2 separate regions of the Mus musculus genome follow, and region 2 is linked to region 1. The links are chromatin loops, found by intact Hi-C in ENCODE. Cell type or tissue: left cerebral cortex. All regions are shown on one strand.

Region 1 (8,000 bases):
GGGTCTGGGGTATTGCTGTGATAGGCCTGACCATGCTTTTGTTTGGAAGAATGTGGATTTGGGGACTTTGGGTTTGGAAAGCCATGGAATGCTTTAAATGGGGTTTAATGGGTTATCCTAGTGGAAATGTGGAAGACTGTAACTGAGAGTGATTTGAATCGAACTGAGCTGGCCCAGGAGGTTTTAGTGGAGAATTTTAGAATGTGGCCTAGAGACTGTTTTTGTGTTATTTTGGTGAAGAATGTGGCTACTTTTTGCCCATGTCTAAAAAGTCTGCCTAAGGCTAACGTGAAGAGACTCAGAATAATTGCACTGGCAAAGGAATTGCACTGGCACCTATCATAGACTTTGTTCTCTGGTTAAGTCTCATGAAAAACATTTTAAACAAGTATAGCAAGCTGAGAAAGGGAAAATATAAAATATATGGTTTGAGCATTAAAGAGGCACCAAGAAGTGACCTTGAGGCAAGATCCCACCCAGCCAAATTTAGGTCCAGGCATGGTAGTACACGCCTTTAATCCCAGGAGGCAAAGATCTCTGAGTTCAACGCCAGCCTGGAGCCATTTCTAGGTGAAGAAAAGCTTAAATTCAGGCATTGTGGTATACACCTTTAATCCCAGCAGACAGACATGCAGATCTCTGAGTTCAAGGTCAGTCTACAGAGCAAGATCCAGGACAACCAAGCTTAGGCAGTGAAGGAGTTAGAAAAGAGGAAGCTAGTGATGATGTAATAGAACAAGGGGGACCATGTTCCAGCTCCTGCAAGCAGCAGAAGCGGCTTTGGCCATGTGCCTCTGGCTTTATAGTCAAGAGGAGAAGGAGACTACTGGGACAATTGATGCTAGTTAGCTGGAGCTAAGAAATTAGTGGTGATTAAGAAGATACCAGCAACACTGAGATGAAATCATCTGGGAAATGTTTTCTGAGAACACAAAGAAACTATATTCCAGAGATAGCCAAGGTTGTACCTTTTGCTGCAGCTGGACTTGGCAACATATTAGAGTCACCCAGGTGGTATTGGCTTTAAGGGCATTAAGGGATCAAGAAGAGCTGCTGAGACTTGGCACTGTGAGAGGCCATGAAAGGCCATTGGTGAAAGTGCAGCATCAGTTGCAGTTGATGTCCCAGGACTTGAGGACTTGAGGTTGGTACCATGAAGAGAGCCTATGAGAGGCTTTTGGTGAAGCCTAGTTGCAGCAGAAGACCCCAGCATATTGGAGATACCAGTACCATGGGATGACCACTAAGAACAGCAGCAGAGAAGTGGATCAACCTGAGGTTAGAGTGCTACAGAGGGCAGAACTGGAGAAGTGATGCAAAGCCCTTTGGAGGAGCCCAGAAGATCCTGTGTGGATCTCAGACATTGAAACAATAAGCTATAACATTGAAATTGCCTTGGAGACCCTATGATGTTCTAGATACCAGAGCCATCTGCTGAGGAAAGCTGCTAACAGGAAGTAGAAACAGTCCAGGAGAAAGAAGTTTGTTGCAGTCAACAAAGATGAAAAAGGAGATGGAAATCTGAAGATCACTTTGACATCAGACATGGAGATGCAGAGTTTGGAGTTTGTCCAGCTGGTTTCCTATTTTGATTTGGGCATTACAGTTAAGAGATTAGATGGCTCTCAGAGGAGACTTTGAACTTTGGACTTTTAACATTGTTGAGATTGCTATAGACTAGAACTTTGGAAGTTGAACTAAATGTATTTGGCATTATGCTATGTTTAGGTATAGCTCCCATAGACTCATATGTTTGAACAAGTCTATGGGGACCAGGGAGTGGAATGTGATGGTGTGTACATGCTTGGTCCAGGGAGTGGCACCATTAGGAGGTGTGGCCTTGTTAGGTGTGCCAATGTGGGTGTGGGCTTTACTACCCTAGTCCTAGCTGCCTGGAAGTGAGCATTCTGCTAGCAGCCTTCAGATGAAGATGTAGAACTCTTGGCTCTGCTTGCATCATGCCCACCTAGACACTACCATGTTCCCAATTCTATAATGAACTGAAACTCTGAACCCGTAAGCCAGACCCAATTAAATGTTGTCCTTATAAGAGTTGCCTTGGTCATGGTATCTGTGCACAGCAGTAAAACCCTAAGTAAGACAATCACTAACTGAGAAAATGCCTTACTGCTGGATCTCATGAATGCATTTTTTTTTCCTCTACTGAGGCTCCTTTTTCTCTGATGACTCTAGCTTGTGTCAAATTGACACACAAATCCAGCCAATACAGTTATCATAATGTCTGTCTCAGCCTGTTGCTTGTTGGTATACAGAAAGGTCACTAGGTCTTTGTAAGTTAATTTTGTAGCTTGTCATTTTGCTGAAATAGTCCATCTCTTCTGAAGGATTTTTGGAGGAAATTTTGGGATCTCTTATGTACAATATCATCTGCAGATAGAATGGTTTGACTTCGTCTCCCTTTTGTTCTAACTCCATCCTCTGCTTTTGGTGCTTGAATTGCTGCTTCAAGGACTTTATTAAAATTGGTTGGGTATGGTGAAGATCCCTGTCTCGTTCTTTATTTTAATGGGTCTATATTTTAATTTCTAATTGTTTATTTAAGATGATGTTGGTTATGATTTTGTCAGGCAGCCTTTATTATTCTGAGCTGTGTTGCCCCAGTCCTATTTTTTTCCTAGAACTTTTATCATTAAGGGTGTGAGATTTTGTCAGCAGTCTTTTCTACACCTATTGAGATGAGTGGGATTTGCATGATTTGTTACATGTATTGACTTATGTTGAATGTCTGGCATCAAGCCAACTTGACCATGGTGGTTGACCAATATTCAGTTTTCCCATATGTTCCAATATTCAGTTTTTAAGTGTTTTGATGAGGAATCTTGCATCTATATCCACCAGGGAAGTCAGAAGGTAAGTTCTTTTTTTGTTGTTGTATGTTCGCCTGGCTTGGCTATTAGAGTAATACTGGCTTCAGAGAAGTTTGGGAATGTTCCTTTTGAAGATAGATACTGCACACATCAATTTGCTATGATCTGCTTTGTGTGTCAGTATGTAATCTGTTTTCCAGAAGCTCCAGTGTGTTTTTTTTTTAGTAGAATTGTATATTCTTTGATGTCTGGGTAGAATATTTTGTAGATTTCTGCTATAATTACCTGTATTATCTCGGAAACTCCTTTAATCTTATGACAAATATCCAGAGCACCATGAAAGTAGTGCATAATTTTAAATATTATTTAAATAGGAAGACTGTAAATCTAAAAAGTGAAATCCTGAGAGTTTGAAGTCAGGAAGGGTGAGAAAAAGCTGGGGTGGTGGTGGAGCAGAGCTAGAAGCAAAAGAGTAGCTAGAAAATCCTCCAGGAGGCAAAATGATAATATCAACAGAGAGCAAGATCTGCCACACGTGATGGTAATGCACACAGAGTCAGTTAGTGGTATAAATTCTTGAATAAAGTATGCAAGGATGATGAAGAAATAGAATGCCAGCTAGTATCCTCTCCAGCAGAATCCATGGAGCACTGTCATGGAGCGCATGGAGCATTGTCTGGAGCCCATGGAGCACTGTCATGGAGCCCATGGAGCACTGTCTGGGGCCCATGGAGCACTGTCAGGGAGCCCATGGAGCACTGTCATGGAGCCCATGGAACACTGTCATGGAGCCCATGGAGCACTGTCATGGAGCCCATGGAACACTGTCATGGGGCCCATGGACCACTGTCATGGAGTCCATGGAGCATGGTCATGGAGTCCATGGAACACTGTTTGGGGCCCATGGAGCACTGTCATGGAGCCCATGGAACACTGTCGGGCCCATGGAGCACTGTCAGGGAGCCCATGGAGCACTGTCAGGGAACCCATGGAGCACTGTCAGGGAGCCCATGGAACACTGTCATGGAGCCATGGAGCATTGTCATGGAGTCCATGGAGCCCATGGAGCACTGTCATGGAGCCCATGGAGACTGTCACAGAGCCTATGGTGCTGTTGACTGTGAAAAGATCAGTTCCAGATGTCAGACTGGGAATCCTGTGAAGACAAATGTAGTACAGAGAGGGGAAGGGATTCACCTTCAGGATGAGGAAGGCAATTCTGCTGATCTCTGGATTTCTGATGCAAAGGAGATTGGAGAGGAGTAGGTAGGCAGTCTCCCTGTGGGTGAGGATCTGTGAACACTGCATAGTGCCAGGAGTGAGGTTGGTGGAGAGCAGAGGCTAGGAGTGGCTGCTTGGTGAATACACCAAAAGACTTCCAAACAGAAGAGTCCACTGCTTTAGAATGCTTGCCCGTCCCAATATTCTTATGAGTTATGGCTGTTTTGCTTTTGTTGTTTTGAGACAAGGTACCTCTATGCAGTCCAGGCTGGCCTTGAGCTCACAGCTTCTCCTGCTTCTCATTCTCTGGTGCTGGGATGAAAAGCATGTGCTTTAATCCTGGCTTATGAGGTTTCAAGTATAATTTTATCACTAAATGATGCCCTCCGCAAAGGCCATCGTACTTTTAAAATTTCCCCTAGTGATTAAGGAATAAAGAACATTCCCCACTCCCCAAGTAATGAATCAAAAGGTAAAGAGATCAAAAAATGGTGTGAATAAAGGATGCTATGGTCAATCTCTCTTGATGCTATAAGAAATGCAGTGTTTTCTGTATCTAAGTGGGGTAACTGTGGGGCCATTTTACCAGTCCAAGGTGGCTTACTAAAAGTCCTTAGGGTACTAATATTTTGAGGCAGTCTGTCCACCGTCAAGTAAAACAGCTAAAATTGTCATTTACACAACATCGATCAAGTGGTGCCCATCCAGGGTCCCATGGCTTGTGAAGATCCATTGCACACAAGTCATAGTCACTATAAAGGTGGTGTGACAAGTGGTCACACGCAAAAGCACCTAAGGCCAAGCCATAGTTTTCATCCAGCAGAGGGCAGCATTCTCTAACTGTCTGCCGTTAGGTCCTTTTCATCCAGCAGAGGGCAGCATTCTCTAACTGTCTGCCGTTAGGTCCTTTTCATCCAGCAGAGGGCAGCATTCTCTAACTGTCTGCCGTTAGGTCCTTTTCATCCAGCAGAGGGCAGCATTCTCTGTCTGCCGTTAGGTCCTTTTCAAAGCACACAAGCACTTTCTAGAATAGATTTTCTGCCACATGTAATATAGGTGTTAAAGATAAGCAAAGCCAGAGACTTGGGAAATGATAACAACAGTTCTATCAGTAAGAAATTATTTCAATCAAGAGTATAATCCAGTGTGAAGTGAATTCAAACATGATTTGCACAGAGCTGCCTGGACCTTTGAAATGGAGAACAAGCAACCAGGAAGAGGTGAACATAGTTTTAATACAGTCAGGGAAATAACAACATTACAAAAGGCAGCAAGGAATGTTGGTCTACGTGAGACTCACCCAGGTTTGCTACTGGGACCATTGAAACTTAGGCTCCTGTGCTAAGTCCTGTCTTAGGTGTTGGCTGGGACAGTAGAACTTCTTTTTGCAGCTTTGAGTTTCAGCAGAAAGGCACATTAGGAGAGGCTAGCTCAAGCTACAGATGTGGTCATGACTTGTTAGGAACGTGTTAGTGTCTTAAGTCTTTCTAGGCCAACAGTGATATCTGCAGAGAAAGACTAAGAGAGGCCAAGCTAGAGTTTGCACCAAGAGGGAATTTCATCACGGGGTAGGGTGTTGATAAGAGGGTGTTATCAGTAGGAAAGTGTTGGTGTTTCTTAACAACTTATTGACTGCAATTCTATTTTGGTTGTTCCTAATGACCCCAACATAATTGGGAGACAAATAGAAAACAATAACTCTCTCTCCCTCCCCCTCCCTCTCCATCTCCCCCTCCCCCTCCCTCTCATTTCTTGTCTCTTCTGGTTTTTCTCTCTAGTCTCTTGTATCTCTCTCTGGTCTCTCCCTCTGATCTCTTCTCTCTCTCCCTCTCTCTCTGGCTCTGGTTTCTCTCTTTAGTCTCTCTCTGCTCTCTCTCTCTCTCTCTCTCTCTCTCACACACACACACACACACACACACACTTCTCAATTCTCATATCTCTCTAATTTCTCATTTCTTGTTGCTCTCTGTCTCCCTCCCTCCTTCCCTCCTTCCCTCCCTCTCCCTCTCCATCCCAGCACTTTTCGAATAGCCACCATGTACTCGTACCCTGCGCTTGTTCTTCTTTCAGTCAAAGCTCCATGCTGCCCCTTGGAAACCCATGCACACTGGTGGTGCTGTGTGTGTGGTGCCACTCTTCTTGCTCCTCAGCCTCTCTGTGGCTAAGCTAACTTTGCCCTGCCCACCAGAGCACTATAGCAGCAGCAGCTGCAGCTCTAGAGGCTTGCTGAAGGCTTGGCTTTACTCAGGCCAGTGGTCTGATGTGGGGCAGTGAGGCAGCCTTCCTGCTGTTCTGCCAACTGTAAATATCTGAATGTACAGCTTCAGGCACCTCCCAGGTGGAGCAGGGGCGACAGGAAGAGGAGAGACTGTGTACAGAGGCATTTTTTCTGCCTTTGGCTCCAAACCACACCACAATTGTATTGTGACCAAAGAATGATATACACAAAGGCGGTCACAGAAAGCACTTGTGTGCCCACTAAGCAGTATGAGAAATAAAAAGATTACCAATGATATTAAATCTGTGCTATCCTTAGTCACATAGATCCCTCCCGATGAAGCCACTTTCAGTGTTGGTTCTTTCTGTTGAAATAAGAGCATACATGGAGTTTATGTATATCCTAAGACAGCTCATGGGCACAGGGTAAAACAAAACAACACCAACAACAATAACAACAACACCACCAACAACAAAACCTAAAACACCAATGAGTAAAAGCACGGAGTGTCAGCCACAGTTTAGTTGAGAACAACAGACTCCATTCGGGCTAATTTTGCCCCAGCGAGTGTGATACAGACATTTATTTACATTGTTTTGTGTTAGTGTTGTGCTGTCTGGGTCAGCTGAAGGCCCCTCCACTCTGAACATGGCTTCTCTAAAAGCCACTCATAGAAGCTGAAGATCCAAAGCAAACACAGACCACATGGGTGCTCAGACAACTACCTGAGGATTTGTGTTTCTTATGGAACTTTCTAGAAGTTCCTGCTAGCACTGGCACCTGCTGGAGAGAAGTGTAAGCTCTCTATCAGCTGCTCCAGCCTGCAGCCACGCCCCATCTGCGGCTTCTTTGGTTGTTCGTTTTTGGTTTGGTTTTGCTAAAAGCTGCATCTTGGGTAAGGCTCTTGCCATGCCCACACTAACAAAGCCTACACTTGCTCTCTAGTTTCTCCAGGCTTACTTACAGGCCATGCTTAATTATAAAGCTGTATTTCATAGAACACAAAATGATAGCTAAAGACTCTAGATGCTGCCTATTCTAGAAAGAAGGATGGTAAATACCATGGGGTAGGATAAAATTGGGGTTTCTGGTGCAATGCTAATTGTCTTAGGTTTTATATTGCTGTGAAGAGACACCATGACCACACAACCCTTATAAAGGAAAACATTTAATTGGGGCTAGCTTATAGGTTCAGAGTTTTGGTCCATTATCATCATGGAGGAAGCATGGCTCAATGCAGGCAGACAGGGTGTTGGAGAAGAACCTGAGAGTTCCAAATCTGCATCCATAGGCAGAAAGAAGAGACAGTGAGCCACTGGGCCTGGCTTGAGCTTTGGAAACCTCAAACACCCACCCTCTGGGACACACTTCCTTCAACAAGGCCAGGCCTAATCCAACAAGGTCATACCTACTCCAATACTGCCAATCCCTATGAGTCTGTGGGGGGGGCATTTTCATTCAAACCACTAAAATGATCATTAGTTTCTTTACCTGAGGTGTTGATACATCTATTTTTTTTTTTACAAATTGTTACCTAGACTTTCTCTTTATCTATGTGTATATAAATATCTGTATTTGTGCAAATATGTCATATATCAATTTATACACATCTTTAATACCCCACCCCAAAATAAATAATTTTAACTCAAGGTTTACTCTCCTAAAATAGTCTTTATATTTTTCATTGCTTTAAACTGTCCTTTATTGAACCTCTTCCATATAAAGTAACGAGA
Region 2 (8,000 bases), 440 kb after region 1:
CAACCCTCACCACAGACAGAGTGCGATCCAGATAATGCCAGCCAACAGTGAGACACAAGGAATACACGCTCCGTTTCTCCTAAAGGTAGGAAGAACTGGCCATGGAGGCCATGGTGAGCACAAGTCTGTGTGTCGGCTGCAGGTGCGAGTATATTCTCAAATGTGGAAACATAAAATGTGCTCTTCTTGCCCTATGTATTTGTACACATTCTTGCTAAGCACAGCACACACATATATGGTTAAAAATAATCTAGAAACCTAGACATTTGGGAAGATTTAGAAAAACCTTTAAATCCCCACTGCTCAGAAATAATTACCACAGGCAATCGGTTGTATTTGCTCCGAGGCCTTTATATAAGTGTGTGTACCACATCACACACCACAAGGCATCAGGTCCTGTTTGCACTCAGAGCAGAATATATTACTACCTGTGAAACTAAGACGAGACTTCCTGAGATTATTTCAAAAGGCATTTACACTAACTAGTGTTCAAAATTTTGTGTTATTTACCAATTATGTTTTCTTAAGGAAATTGTCAGTTTACAGTTAATTAATTGAGCTAACCCATTGAAGCTGTCTTCTATTTTGCCTACCACAGAACACACACTCAGTTATTCGAGTTCTTTTTGTTAGCTCTTCTATGGTGGTCAACCCTGATTTCTGAGCCTTTAATACTGATAAACTGATGTCTCTCAATAAAGGACACAAAGATGTATCTGATTACACATACATCTACAGCTAATCCCCGTTTTATCCATCTACATAAAGGAATTTAGGTAAGGGCCCATATGGGAAATCACATCTGTCTCAAAACCATTTTAAACATTGTCTCAAAGCCAATATTATGTATAATCTCTCACATGTAAAAAAGTGCTTTATAAATAATTTACCCTTGGGAAAATGTACACATTAGGTAAAATATATTCAAAAGAAGGTTGTCTGAATATTTTAAACATGTAGCCAGCAATGTATTTTCTCTTTGATTTCAAGTAGCCCATGCTCTTAAGATGAAGTTGCCATTAAGGACTACCTGACCATGTCAAAGTGGGGAGGGGTGGGCACTGCTTTCGGCTAGTGCGAGCCTCTCAGCAGACAGTACAGGACGTGCCAGCCACACTGAACATCTCTCAGTACAGTGAAGCACCAAGATGCTCATTTCCTGAAGACCACTGGGCAAACGAGACAGGAATCCACAGACCCATCGTCTACCTTACACGTAGACTGGTAGGATGACTACGTTGCTGGACATGGCAGCTGCGACATTCTCATGTTCATGCTACCTGCAGATATCTGCAGACTTGTCATGCAAATGATTTAGGTTTGCTGCAAGAATGAGGTAGCTGATGTACAATCATTCTGAGAATTTGTTTATATAATTCATCAAAATCGTCAGTTAGTGCAATAAAATAACCAAGGTTAAAAAGGCCACTGAAGAGATTCTCCTGTGCTGACTCCCCTGAATCGTGCTGTATCATAGCCTAGTCCCACACTCCTCTCTCCTCTTTGTCTACAACATAGAAGCATGGGTTGGAGAAGCCCTACATCACACGCCTGCCTCCCTACCAAGGCCTGCTGTGTTCCAAAGAAGGCAACGTTACATTTTAAAATATATATATGAGACAATATTTAAAGCAACTCCCTAAAGTATCCATCCCAGGAGAGCTAAAGGGAGGTAGGGGGTGGGGGCTGGGGGTGGGGGGGATTTCCAAAAGGCCATGTTCAAAGAGCCAACTAAGTTACAGCACAAAGACATTTTTGAAGAGTTAAAATTGTTACTTTTTTTTTCTTTTGGCTACTGCTAATAACAGTTTCAATCCCCGTGTGCTAAATTAATAACCACAAAAGTGGCCAGGAGTGCTTTTTCAACTTGGAGTTGCCTGATTAAAGAATGATATATTAATGCTTTTAACAAACATTTTAATTACAAGGTTAATTTCTGTCATTTTGAATAACTGTGTTTATTAAGCTATTTATAGACTATTTCCATGGGTAAGGAAGGATGGCTTTAAAAAAAAAAAAGAAACTAACAGAATGTCCCTTGCAACACCATTGCACCCCCAGTTGATTTAGGATGGGTGATGCAAAAGTGCCTCTTAATGAAAGCTCTGTGAAATTCTATTGAATCGGGTATGTAGCGATGTTTGAAAGTTATCTGTATTTTATGTTGATGAATTTCTTACTGGCTCTGTTCTACTCTAAATGGTTTAAAACCATTACAGCGAATCGTGGTTACAACTAGGAGGGAAGAAAGAGGAAGAGATTGCTCCGTGGATGTGTTTGAGATCTTTGTTCTCATTATGCACCAGTGTGTGTGTGTGTGTGTGTGTGTGTGTGTGTGTGTGCAGCATTTAAATCATAAAGCAAAGTCTAATTGCAGAGGTCTGAGTGTTGTATTCTGTGTTTTAGAATTCCAATTCTTCTCTTTATGGACTTTTAAGATGGTCAAGGATGCAAAATAAGTCATAAAACAAAGGAAGCCTTTACAAATTTAATCCTCTATAATTGTGTAATGCGACTGACCCTGATGGGTACATGACATGTCCTGTGTGCATGAAAAGATGCAATGCATCCAGCAGTAAGACAATGACTACAGTTTCCATCCCGGAATTCTGCTAACAATTATTTGGATATAGTACCCTGCCGGTGTGGGAAATATTGAGACCTATTTAAATGCATACTGCATTGGCTACTGTCTGCAGCATGAAATTCTAACAATCATTTGGATATGATGCCTTGCAGGTATGAGAGATATCAATATTAAGACCTGTTTAAATGAGTACTGCATTGGCTCTATAAAAATGAATCTTTCAGAACACATAAGACCAAATATCAATATTTGACTCCCTTAAAAGGTTAGGGGCAGCGTGTTAGTTAACACAGGCACTAAGCAGCCCAGCAAGCATTTTCCTACAAGGTAAGCCTTAAAAGTCTATATTTAGATGTGTATAGGCATTGTTCATAGTCATAATACTAACAAAAGTCATTAAAATGCCTCAAGGGGCTGGAATGGCTAAGAGAGGGAGTCTGGGGGAGAGTATGAGTATTTCTAGTATTGCTTTTTACTGCAATTTTAAAACAAGAAATGGCTAGCAATAAAAACATGAGATGCATTAAAAAAAAATCTGGACTATCCTAGAGATTTAGAGAGAAAGAAGAAATCCTAGCAAGCAAGACAGAGATAAGATCTCTCTAGCTTTCTTAGAATTCTAGTCAACCTCGACAGCAATCATGAAAGTTTGCTCCCCCAAGAAATGGAAAACCAACAGACAGAGCCTTCACTCTGAAAGTACTTAGCACAGCGGAATAGACAGATATCTTTGAAGAGATGAGCTGTGATTGGCTCATACATCCCAGGCTGAAATGATGCTTCCTTGGGGAGTGAGCCAGGGGTTTTCTCCTTCCTGCTTCAATCATGGAGGCAGAACTCAATGACAGCTTTACAGCAGGGCAGGTGAAAAGCAGGCTCAGCATCCTCATCACCTCATCAGCATCATCATCATCCTCATCACCTTACCAACTCCCTGAGATTAAAATCAAGCCCTGGTGTGAAGAAACTTTCTTACAGTTATCTCCAGATTAATCAATTTACACTATAATGAAAAGCATTCAAACAAATACATCATCTACAGCTTTAAAGACGAAGGTGGGAAAACAAAACATTATTTTCCACTTTCCACGTGAAGTCAAAACTAGCCCTCAAAGAGTTAGAACCCACACATCATCTGATAATATTTAAATGCAGCATGCTAATCAGAATTCATCAGTCACAGTAAGGAATTTGGTAGAATAATTTATTTGCAATTAAGTTATTTCACTGCCTTGCTATTTAGAACATAACTTAAATTTATAGAGGACAAACAGAAGGACCAATGCACATGCAAAACCTTTCTTAATACACAAAATACACCTGACACTCAGTTATACAATCTTATCTTCAGCAACAAAACACACTTCTTTCCCAGTTCATATCTAAGAGAAGAAATAAATTGCTCAGACACCGTTATAATTAGTTAAAATCCACCACTTGTTCAATGAAAGTAGACAGTTTTTATCGGCAAAATAAATCTTACCTTTATGTAGCCCCAAGACACTGACAATAAATAGTTTGCTTCAGGCATTTTTGATAGATTATGTGTCTATATGTGTATGTGCCAGCAAGTTCTAAAATGTGCTTCTCTTCAAACCGTGACTTCTACCAATTTCCACAAAGCCATTCAGGGTGTGGGAATTTAAATATTTTTGGTAATTAAGTATAAATAAGAAAGCATCGTATTATGATCCCATCCAGTCGTCTTCTCATTAAACACATGCCATTTGTAAAACTCCAAAATGGAACGGAATTCAGCAGCTATTCTGCATAAGGAATATCCATGTGATGGAGGAGCAGCTAAAGAGCTAAGGGTCTGCATCTTTCTCTCCCGAGCTCCAGGGCTTAATGAATAATGTATATCAAGATGCTTAGCTGTGAGAAAGACTAGTTCTGTCAAAGGCTACCAAATAAGGAACTGCGGGGGAAGCCGGGAAGAGTGACATGAAACCCCGCCCACAGAACCAACTATGCACCAATCACATTCCATCTCTGCTCTAGGAGGGCAGGGGGTACGGTTGAGGCTCAGTATGCTTCGTGATTGGTTGGCGAGGTGAGCCTCTGAAGGAAAAGAGGCTTTCCTTCCCACATGGTGAACGCCATTTAATAAAGGTCTCCCTGCAGCCTGTGAGATGAATGGGGCTTCCCCCTCACAGGGACGGATAACGACCACAAAACCATCAAGATCTGTAGACGTTTCTTAAATAAGCATTGCCAGTCTGTGTGGATTCTGATACCATCTCAATGCGCACAGTCTCTCTCAAATCCCAAACACGTGGCTTTCCTGGTGATAAAGGCAGCTTTGCTCCCTCCCCTGCCCAACACACAGGCACAATCATAATGAAATGCCACTGGTCCAGACTTCACAACCGAGAATGCATCCCTTCTCCTTGGGGAAGGCTGCGGTCAAAATCCTTTGTTTCTATTTTAATACCGTCACACTCTAAAACTTAACAAAGTCTAAAATATAAATCTGACTGAAGGAGGGCGGGAGTATCTGAAAGTTCATGGCTCTGTCTGGATATAGAATGCAGTTATGCATACAGATTCCAGTTTCTATATTCTGATCAGAAGAACATTTTTATCATCCCAGATGAAGCCGAGAAAGAACTGAATAGCTTTTAGGCATGCAGAGCTGAAACTGAGAGCAAGCCTACCTTGTTATCCTGAGGGCTAAAATGTACTGGACATTCTTGTGGGAAAGCCAACCTTTTCTATTCTGCTCGACATGGTATTATTCTGTGTAACTTTTATCCTAAGAGATCTTGTGGGTGAGAAACAAGAGAAATTCATTGCTCTTAGTCTATTGCAAAGTTCTGCATAAGGTCTATATTCTTGTCACTCTGTCCTTCTAGGACTCCCTGCCGTGGTTACTCTACAGCACCCTACATCATCTCTGCCTCCTGGTTACTCTATGGCGCCCACCCTGCCCCAGGCCTGCCTCAGTATTTTTCACCCTAACACCTGTCTAGCACAGCAGTCCTGCAATGTCCTTTTCCATAATTCCAGGTACTTTCAGCCAACTCCGTGCTGAAAATGCTAAATGGAAGACCCCAGAAATATTCTCAAGGTTTTAATAACACTGATGATAGCAGACTGTTGCTAATATTCTAGTGTATTTTTTATCTTTTTTTTTTTTTTACAAAATAGTTACAGTTTCACATAACTAAGAAAAAACATACAGCCTATATAGGGTTCTGTACTATCCACTTCGGCAGCAGGGGGCCCGGGAGAGAGGGAGAGCCTGAAACACACCCCAAGGGTGAGGGTGGTAAAACACATCCCAAGGGTGAGGGTGGGAAAGGCCTTCTCTGCCTCTGATATTACTATCAGGTCTTTTGCTGCTGGGGTTCTCAGACACTCATCACACCTTTGGGTTCATTTCCTACATTCCTCTAACCCCCAACCCCACTTCTCCACCAGAATAACCCAGCAGAACACCCCTCGCCTCTCCTCTGTCCTCCATTTTTCTTACCTTTGACATATCCTGCCTTATTTGAAGACACTTTGCACTCCCTCCCCAGGCCTGTTTCTGCGGGTTTCTCTGGCCATGCCTTTCTTTGCCTTCTGTTAAGGCTTCCACTCTGGCTGGCCACGGGCTGCTGCTTCGGGCCTACGCTTCTTCATGACGACTTCTCGCCTGAACTTCGGTACCACGTTTCCAAACTCACCATACTCTCCCATTTCAAATGTCCTGCCCTAACGTCACCTGGAACTTCTTCAAAACCGTGAACCGTTTTTCTATTTAAAGTAGTCCGTATAACTACTCCAACTGCAGTCACTGGGCCCGTGTTTCTTCCAGTGCCTCAGATGAAATCTGTGACTCTTTCTGTCCATTCAGTGGGTATCTCGTGTGAGTCACAAGCTATCAGGTGTTTAACATAAATCATCCAAGCGAATCCTTGAGTAACCCTAGGGTGTTCCCTTCCACCAGCCTACTCCTCTTCTTCGAAACATTGTGACCAGTCCTGTCTTCTGTAAGATACCATTTAATCTGGTCTGTTCCTTCCTGTCTCCACTCTCAACACGTTAATCCGAATCATCACAGAGGCGGAGAGCAGCTTCGGTGTCAACGCCCCTATCCCCCACTTCCACGCACAGTGAGACCTGGGTGGGAAAATGGTTTTCCCCACTGCACGCTGATACTCAGGATATGGATTTCAACTTGAACTTGAACGCCTTTAGTACCCAGCTTCTGCAACTGTGCGTCAGAACCCCACATGAGACTGAATGCAAGGTCACAAAGTTTTGCAACAGTACAACGTTTCTGAACACACAACAATAGAAAATCAAAATCAAGTGCACGATGAATCTGAGGCGTCTGGTGTCACCTGGGTTGTATATAATGTGACTTCATAGGACCCTGGCTAAGACTGCACGGTATGCATGCTCTGCACTGTGAGGTAACACCACAGAGCAATGCTGGAACAAATTTGGCTCAAATCAGGTTATATGTTATTAATTGCCAGGCTTTTACTCTGCACACAGTGAATCCAATTACACGAAACACACTTTATATTTTTCTGCCATTCTTGGCCAAGTTAACTATCAAATTGAGTAGCTTTGGGTTGTATTGCTAGTGATTTAGAAACTACTATTTGAGTTGCTGCCTTGAGTGGTCCTGCTTTTTAAGCCTTGCGACACATTTTGTGTGATTGAGATTAAAACACGATTTCCTTTTTTCAATTGCCCCTAACCACATTTCTGCCACGTTGTACTCTGTGTATTTATTATGCAAAGGGGTGTTGCTGTTAGTATTGAGGATTACAAAACTAAACGGCTGATCAACTCCAAATCACACTGAAGCGACTGTGCATCCTACAGTATCAAACAGCCACAACTTGACTCTGCATAAAAAATCAAACAATCAGATCCATCCACCAGCGTGCAGATTTATTTTATTCTTTAATAAGTTAGGGAAAACCTGTTAGGCACACCAAGAAATCATTTTACAATGCAGCTCTTTGTGATTATTATCAGTAAATTTTAGGTTAATACATTTATTTTATAGACCCATATGTTTAGGGTCACGTGAAGATTTCTCAGTCACAGGTCACAAGTGGGTTAAGTTTAAGAAGCCTCACTTTAGCATACAGTCCGAACTTCTAGGGTGCCCACTGCAGCAATTTAATCTGCATAGAAATACCCTAGCAAGCTGTAACATTCTACAGTGACACTGAGCTGGCCTTTGTGATCAAATGACTCTCTGACTGTGGCATCCAGATCACGGGAGGCCTTACACATTTCACCTTGCTGCTTGAACGTGCCACAGTGCCGATATGAAGGAGAGTCTGAGGAAGTCATGTGGACTTTGTGGAAGAGGAGAGGGACAGAGGGAACAGAGAGCAGCCCCAGGAAAATCTGCACACATTTCAGTTACTAACCAGGGGAGTTTTCAGAGGCTCACAGCCCG

The links. Hi-C counts contacts between places; a loop is a spot of excess contacts. Peaks named below come from ENCODE experiments on the same cell type or tissue, not always from the same donor. Only the 100,000 strongest peaks of a DNase experiment are listed, where the experiment ranks them.
Region 2: a loop joins it to region 1, with 13 times the contacts of the local background. A loop is called at or near these places in 17 of 42 quality-filtered maps.

The regions. Positions count from the first base shown.
Region 1 is chr13:110,365,752-110,373,751 of GRCm38, reverse strand. The region is part of intron 1 of Gm41058 (a long non-coding RNA gene); the gene reads right to left. Among named protein-coding and RNA genes, the nearest start is that of Gm41058, 11 kb to the right of the region's middle. In left cerebral cortex, a CTCF peak has its summit at 4,867 (motif pointing right); a DNase peak (open chromatin) is centred at 4,951.
Region 2 is chr13:109,923,343-109,931,342 of GRCm38, reverse strand. The region is part of intron 8 of Pde4d (phosphodiesterase 4D, cAMP specific); the gene reads right to left. Among named protein-coding and RNA genes, the nearest start is that of Mir1904, 24 kb to the right of the region's middle. In left cerebral cortex, no CTCF peak of the experiment used is centred here; DNase peaks (open chromatin) are centred at 3,356 and 4,547; H3K4me3 peaks cover 4,268 bases; H3K27ac peaks cover 2,958 bases.